2 separate regions of the Homo sapiens genome follow, and region 2 is linked to region 1. A link is an interaction called in ENCODE POLR2A ChIA-PET data of the cell type or tissue named here. Cell type or tissue: B cell. All regions are shown on one strand.

The links. Peaks named below come from ENCODE experiments on the same cell type or tissue, not always from the same donor. Only the 100,000 strongest peaks of a DNase experiment are listed, where the experiment ranks them.
Region 2: POLR2A ChIA-PET joins it to region 1 with 8 read pairs; 2 of 35 experiments call an interaction of 5 or more read pairs at or near these places.

Annotation. Positions count from the first base shown.
Region 1 is chrX:118,523,127-118,527,126 of GRCh38, forward strand. The region is part of intron 1 of DOCK11 (dedicator of cytokinesis 11); the gene reads left to right. Among named protein-coding and RNA genes, the nearest start is that of DOCK11, 29 kb to the left of the region's middle. RefSeq lists an enhancer at 1,054-1,113. In B cell, no CTCF peak of the experiment used is centred here; no DNase peak of the experiment used is centred here; H3K27ac peaks cover 3,915 bases.
Region 2 is chrX:118,644,528-118,648,527 of GRCh38, forward strand. All of the region lies in intron 40 of DOCK11 (dedicator of cytokinesis 11), which reads left to right. Among named protein-coding and RNA genes, the nearest start is that of IL13RA1, 81 kb to the right of the region's middle. In B cell, no CTCF peak of the experiment used is centred here; no DNase peak of the experiment used is centred here.

The sequences.
Region 1 (4,000 bases):
AGAGAAGAGTTACATTTCTTCCTCCTGTCCTACATTTTCTTTCATTTCCCCACCCTCATAATGAAATGGCTTTGAGGGTAGGACATATGGTCACATGCTAAAGAAGTTGAGTTTTTGCCCTTAGGATTTGAATTAAATACAAAAAAGAACTTACTGAGCATAAAGGTTGTTTAACATTGAAATTTCTAAGCCATTTGTATGTCTAGGTGGAGACCTTTCTAGAAATATCCTTCTCATTGGATTCTTGGTTAAATGAATGCATGTGCAGCAGGCAGTTCATGGGGTTTTAGGTGTGCTTCCTAGGTAAGAAGATTTTAGGTTATTTACTCTGCTTATGAAAAGACAGTTTGGTAGGTTGGTGATCTGTAATTGTCAATACCTTTCAAAAACAAATCAGTACTTTGTAGAGCGAGAAATTTCAGTTTACAGGACCTGCACTGTGCACTGTGTTTCTCACGTTTAGTAAGGATATTCAACAGTTCAGCCTCACGATAGTCCTGAAATTTGGACTGAGTTTATTCACATAAGCTACTGAGACACAGCCATTTCTAGAGGATTTGAGTATAGTTCCGGGGCTATTCCTAGAAGAAAATGAATATGTATTGCTTTTTCTCATTGCCTGTGTAAATTGATCATACTCAATAATACTTAGAAAACAAACTCCCATGTGACAAATAGTTGGTTCGAAGGCCCATTTTGCAGGGGGGACTGAAGAGAAAGGAAATAAGGGGCAGAGAGACAAGAAGGGGAGTTTGATCCTCCGAGATGGAACTGAACTTGGGTGTCACTTTTCACAATAATTACTCAAGCATTCCTCTCCATTCAGTAGTGACAAATCTGCATGTTTGTCTTCTATGTGAGAAGTTTGGAAGTTTGAGTGTGTAGTTAAGAACCAGCCAGAAACAGAGAGCTGGTAGGGCTGAGGAATCGTATAAGCCTGTAAGATCTATGTCCTCCCCACCCTGCCTGTTTGCCCTTGCTGGGCTCACTACCACACCCAGATGAGTTTCCTTTCTGTGACTGTCATTAGTACACAAGTGCCCCACCGCATTAGCTGCCTAAAAAGGAGCCAAGTTGGGGGACGATTGATGAGTTTGTGACCTCATTGAGAATACCTCAGTTCTTGTTCCTTCACCCACAGAAGGGTAAAAAGGAGGTATTAGGCGTACCTTCTCCATCCATATTTCAGGCTGTCTGTTTGCTCCCTAAAAATTCAACCCATACCTTCTTTAAAAAATAAAGTTGATTACATTAACTTTATTTGTCGGTGTCCTCTGATTTTTTTCTCAAATCAGAGGACACTAACAGGAGAGTAAAAAGGCAACCCACAGAATGGGCAAAAGTATTTGTAAAGCATATATCTGATAAGAGATTAATGTCCAGAATAGATAAAGAACTCCTATAATGCAACAACAACAACAAACTTGATTTAAGTCAGGCAAAGGACTTAAATAGACATTTCTTTGAAGATGATAAACAAATGGCCAATAAGCACGGGAAAAGATACTCAAAACCATTAGTCATCAGGGAAATACAAATGAAAACCACAACGAGATACCACCTCACACCTGTTCTGATGGTTGTTATTCAAAAAACTGGAAAATAAGTGTTGAGGAACACGGGCGGGGCGGACCTGGAACCCTTGTGCATTGCTGGTGGGTAATGTAAAATGGTACAACCACTATGGAAAACAGTTAAGTGGTTCCTCAGAAAGTTAAATATAGAATTACCATATAATAGACTGGGAGAGGTGGCTCACACCTGTAATGCCAGCATTTTGGGAGAGGCAGGCAGATCACATGAGGTCAGGAGTTTGAGACAAGCCTGGCCAACATGGTAAAACCCCATCTCTACTAAAAAATATGAAAATTAGCTGGGCGTGGTGGCGTGTGCCTGTAATCTCAGCTACTCAGGAGGCTGAGGCAGGAGAATCACTTGAACCCAGGAGGCGGAGGTTGCAGTGAGCCAAAATAGCGCCACTGCACTCCAGTCTGGGTGACAGAGCGAGACTCTGTCTCAAAAAAAAAAAAAAGTATTACCATATAACCCAGCAATTCTATTAGGTGGAATTGGGAAATTCTCCCCAAAAGAATTGAAGGAAGGGACTCAGATACTTGTTTCACACCACTGTTCATAGCAGCATTGTTCACAATTGTCAAAAGGTGGAAACAGCCCAGTGTCCCTCAGCAGATGACCAATGGAATATTATTCAGCCTTAAAAAGGAAGGAAATTATGACACATGCTACAATATGCATGAAGCTTGAGGACATTATACTAAGTGAAAGAAGCCAGTCACAGAAAGACAAATTTTATATGATTCCACATATATGAGGTACCTAGAATAGGCAAGTACATAGAGACAGAAAATAGAATAAAGGTTACCAGGGATGGGCGGGGGCGGTGTGGAGGAAGTGCAGAGTTGAATGCGTACAGAGTTTCTCTTTGGGATGATGAGGAAGTTTGGAAATGGGTAATGATGATGATTGCAGAGTAATGTGAATATAGTTAATGCCAAATGCAGACACTTATATAGTATATACTTAACGAAGTATATACTTTAAAATAGTTAAAATGGTAAATTTTATGTATATTTTTACCACAATAACTAAAAAAACCAAATTAAGTTGATTGTATGTTTTGGATTATACCAGCGGTACTTGTTTGTGCTAGAAAACTCTGGGGGAAAACAGAAAAGGAAAAAAAAAGAAAAAGAACGTAACACCTCCATTTGGAATACATAAATCTTTAATGTTTTGATTTGACCATGTTTCTTTTTAACTACCCTCCCCTTGTCAGCAAAAATGACAATCACTTTCTACCACTTCCCGTATAGGTGGCAAAATAGTGCCTACTTATTCCCTGTGAAATTTCCATGTCTTAATTCACAAACAGAAAAGAAAGAAGAAAGACCTGAGCAGTGAAAAACATCGCTTCCCTGCTGGGCATTCTGTTGTAAACCTATCCTTAGCAAGGCGGTAGTTCCCAGGCCATGACATCTTGGGAGCAGCTACCAAGACAAGCACAAGGACCTGGGGTCAGCAGGTCTGGCTTCCAGCTCCAGTCGTATGAAAGATATGAGCCAGGGCTTTCAAGTCTTCAGTCATTCTCACATCCCTTACTAAGCCACAGAGCAACATCACATTTAGCCATATTGAATCAAGTCCTCCTCATACCGAGCATGGCTCTTGCTTCAGAGATGTGAAGGCTGTTATCTCTTGTTTCCTCTCTCAGCTAGCTGTTCTGTCAATGGTCTGTCCCCAGGGCCCTTCAAAAGGAACTCTGGCCAAGGGTCCCTGAGGGAGAGAAAGATGCCAGAGTTTTACAAGGGCTGCCTTTGCCTGTTTGTCCGATGACTACTTGCTTACAGTCTGAACGTGAGTGCTCTCAGGTTGTGGTGTTTATGAGAAAGCAGGGGCCAGCCCCTGACCTGGCCAGAGACTGTAGTTTCTACAGTAGTGCCAGTACATTCCTGGGTTCTGGGAAACTTTACTGAGCTAGGCCCAGATTGCTCCCTAAGAGAAACCTCCCAAGGGTCAGAGGAAAGAGGAAAAGGCTCATTGATTTAACAGAGGACAGAGTGACTGATAGAGAAAACCATTAAACATTTCAATTGGCTTTTCCTTGAATTTTAGAAAGGGACTTATTTGTTTTCCCACTGGAAAATGGGATATTATTTAAATATGGGATGAAAATTACATTGGAAGGACTGGACTTAAATGGCCAGAAGTCCTTCATTGATCCAAGCAATAATCCTGTTTTGCCAGAATTCTCTCAATAGTGAAATATGTAAGCAGCAGTGAAGTAATTACACCAATCTTCCTCCTTAAACACGATGGGACTCCAAAAACATATAAGTGATGTCCTTTGAATTGTCACCCACCACAGGAGGCCACATAATCACTCCCTAATGTTTTCATTGCTCTAAAACCCAGGAATTTCCATCTGTAAGTTTATGATTCGTGTGAGATACCCAGGGCCTTTACTATATAGTTGTATTTC
Region 2 (4,000 bases), 120 kb after region 1:
GTACTTACTGGATATAGTCCCTAAAGGCTTATTGTCCAGTAGAGGGAGGCACACACACATCAAGATACACATACACAGAAACAAATACCATCAGGATAAAATAAGTCTGTATAGACCTCTGGGGGTGAGCAGGAGAAGAACTCTAATTTAGCAAAAGTTTTTCTGCAGCAACGGAGCTAGGATTTAATATGGATTCACCAAGAGATGAAACTAAAGATGTAAATGGAGTACAGATCATGTGGACTCATCTTAAGAGTTGGATTTCATCTTTCAGGCATCAGGTAGTCATGGAAGGGTTTTAAGCAGGGAAGTAACACAATTATATTTGTATTAAGAGGGAATTGGTAAGGACTGGGGAAAATCTCTTTAAAAGTTGTGTTGAAGAAGGATTGGTGACAATGTCAAAGGCAGTAAAAAGACTAGTTGCAGTAAGCTAGATAAGAAATGAGGGCCTGAAGTAAGGCAGTGACAGTGGATATATGAAGGATCAAAGGCAGATGAGACATGTTGAAAAAGGATTTACAGGATTTGATCATCAGTCCACTGACAGTATGGTGGAGTGTGGTGGTTGATGTGAAATACAGGGGAAAGACTACATTTGCAGTAAAAGTTAATGAGTCCTGTTGAATTTGAGTGCCTTTGGGACATTAGGATATATGGATCTTTGCTCTGGAGAGGGATCAGATTGGAGAGCCAGAGTTGGAGTCATTCTCCATTCATCCATACTATATTTATTGAGGACCTTCTCTGTGTCAAGTGCTGTACTAGGTCCTGTAGATACAATGGAGATACAAAATAAATATACTCTTTGCCCTCATGAAGCGTTCAGTCTTAGTGGGGATAGGGGAGACAGAAAATAAATAATAAAAGAATTAGTAATCATGAGCCGGGCGCAGTGGTTCACGCCTATAATCCCAGCACTTTGGGAGGCCGAGGCGGGCAGATCACCTGAGGTCAGGAGTTTGACACCAGCCTGACCAACATGGCGAAACCCCATCTCTACTAAAAATACAAAAATTAGCCGGGCGTGGTGGCGGGTGCCTGTAATCCCAGCTACTCAGGAGGCGGAGGTTGCAGTGAGCCAAGATCGCGCCACTGCACTCCAGCCTGGGTGACAGGGCAAGATTTCGTCTCAAAAAAAAGAATTCATAATTATTATATGTTCTAGGAAGGAAACAAACAGTGTACTGAGACAGTAAATGATTTGTGGGAGATAATCTTATCTTAGATAGGTTTGTCACTTTTAAAATGAGACCTGAATCTGTAATCCCAGCACTTTGGGAGGCTGAGGCGGGCAGATCACGAAGTCAGGAGTTCGAGACCAGCTTGGCCAACATAGTGAAACCCTGTCTCTAGTTAAAAAAAAAAAAAAAAAAAAATTAGCTGGGCATGGTGGCAGGTGCCTGTAGTCCCAGCTACACGGGAGGCTGAGGCAGGAGAATCACTTGAACCCGGGAGGCAGAGGTTGCAGTGAGCCGAGATCGCGCCATTGCGCTCCAGCTTGGGCAACAGAGCGAGACTTCGTCAAAAAAAAAAAAAAAAAAAAAAACACAACAACAACAACAAAAAAACAGAGAGACCTGAATTATTGAAAAGGGGCCAGCTGTAAAAAGAGCTTAAAGAAGAACTATCTAGGGAGAATGACATACATGTGCCAAGGCTCTGAGTTGGGAAACAGTTTGCAGTATTCTGAGAACTAAAAGGCTGGTATTTTTGGAGCATAGTGAACTAGCGGGAGCATCAACATACAAGTGGTAGTTGAAGCCATGGGAGTGGTTTGATTTTCCCTGGAGGGTACATTGAAGAAGAAGAATAACAACAACAACAAAAAAAATCAGGAGCAGAACATTGGAGAGAAACAACGTAGAAGGGAGGTTCAAAGACGAATCTGTAAGGGAGATGAGAGGGAGCAGTCACAGAGGTGGGAAGAAAGGTAAGAAAGAAGGATATCATGGAAGCCAAAGAAGGAAAGAGTTCCAACATTGTCATGACGTATACGGAGTAGTCAAATAAGAAAGGAGAAAAGAGGTCTGTTAGAATTGGCAATTAGGTCATTGATGATTTTAGCCATTGCCCACTCAGAGAAGTGAGTGATGTGGGTAGAAGACTTAGTGTAGTGATGAGCTACACTATAGCTATGATCTCCCTTAAATGTTTATTTTCATACCAGAGTATCTGCTTCATCCAGAGTTAGTTTAGTTTGGTGAAATTATTAGCGAGATTTCCCAATTCCCAATCAGAAAACATTTATTAAGCATTCATTATCTGCATAGAATTACACTTGGTATTAAGGTGAAATAAAGGGTAGATTCCTATATGTGGGTCTAAATTCAAGGTTCCTAAGAAATAATTTTTAAAAGATGTCCCTCTAGCTTCACTCTCTGAAAAACATCTATTGTGTATCCTGAAGCAGCTTGTTATTTGCTTGCCTAGACCTAAAAGCATGGGAAATTGTAACAAGTCTGTTACCTGTATATTGTGTCTTCCACAAAGCAGACTGAATACATTCTTAAAGGAACAGGCCACTTGTCTCTTTTGATAATTAGTCACTTTCTTACTCCTTTTCTATGCTAAAATGTATCTTAACTATCAGTGTTTATGTGAAGAGGATATGTGTGTGTGTGTGTGTGTGTGTGTGTGTGTGTGTGTGTGTGTGTGTGTATCTCCTATATCCCATTTGTTAAAAGATGAACTTCACTTGCTGAGTAGATTTTAGCTATAATTTTCTCAGCACGTTGATGTTCACAATAAAGGAACTGTTGAAATATAAAGCAAAAGAGTAAGTAATGAAAATTGACCTTCCCATTTTTAAGCCCCCATTTGAGACCCATCATTCATCATTTCAGGCATTCTTTCAAAACATATTGAGAACCTGCTTACTGTATTATGGCGGTGCAAAAGTAATTGCTACTATATCACTATATAGTGGCAAAAACCGCAATTACTTTTATATATATTATATTATTATATAATATATTATATAATAATATAATATATAATATAATATTATATATTATATATGTTATTATATATTAATATAATATATTAACATATAATATATCTTATATATTAATATATAAATATAATATATAAGATATATTATATGTTAATATATTATATGTTTATATATTATATATTAATAATTATTATATAATATTATATTATAATATAATATATAATAATATAATATATAATAATTAATATAATATAATATAATATATAATAATATATAATATATTATAATATATAATAATATATAATATATTATAATATATAATAATATATATTATATTATTATAATATAATATTTAATATATATTATAATATAATATTTAATAACATGTAATATATAATATTTAATAATATATCATGTATTATATATTATAATATTATATATAATAAATAATATATTTTATAATATATAATAATATATAATATATAATTATATATAATATATAATAATATATAATATATTATTATAATATATAATATAAATTATAATATTATATAATAATATAATATATAATATATAATATAAATTGTAATATATATAATATAAATTGTAATATTATACAATATAATATATAAATTGTAATATTATATAATATAATATATAAATTAATATATAATAATATAATATATAATATAATAGTAATATATAATAATATAATATATAATATTATAATATTATATAATAATATAATATATATATAAAAGTAATTGCGGTTTTTGCCACTATATAGTGATATAGTGGCAATTACTTTTGCACCGCCATAATACAGTAAGCAGGTTCTCAATATGTTTTGAAAGAATGCCTGAAATGATGAATGATGGGTCTCAAATGGGGGCTTAAAAATGGGAAGGTCAATTTTCATTACTTACTCTTTTGCTTTATATTTCAACAGTTCCTTTATTGTGAACATCAACGTGCTGAGACAATATATTATTATATAATAATATATTATATTGATATGTTAATATATTAATATGTAATATATAT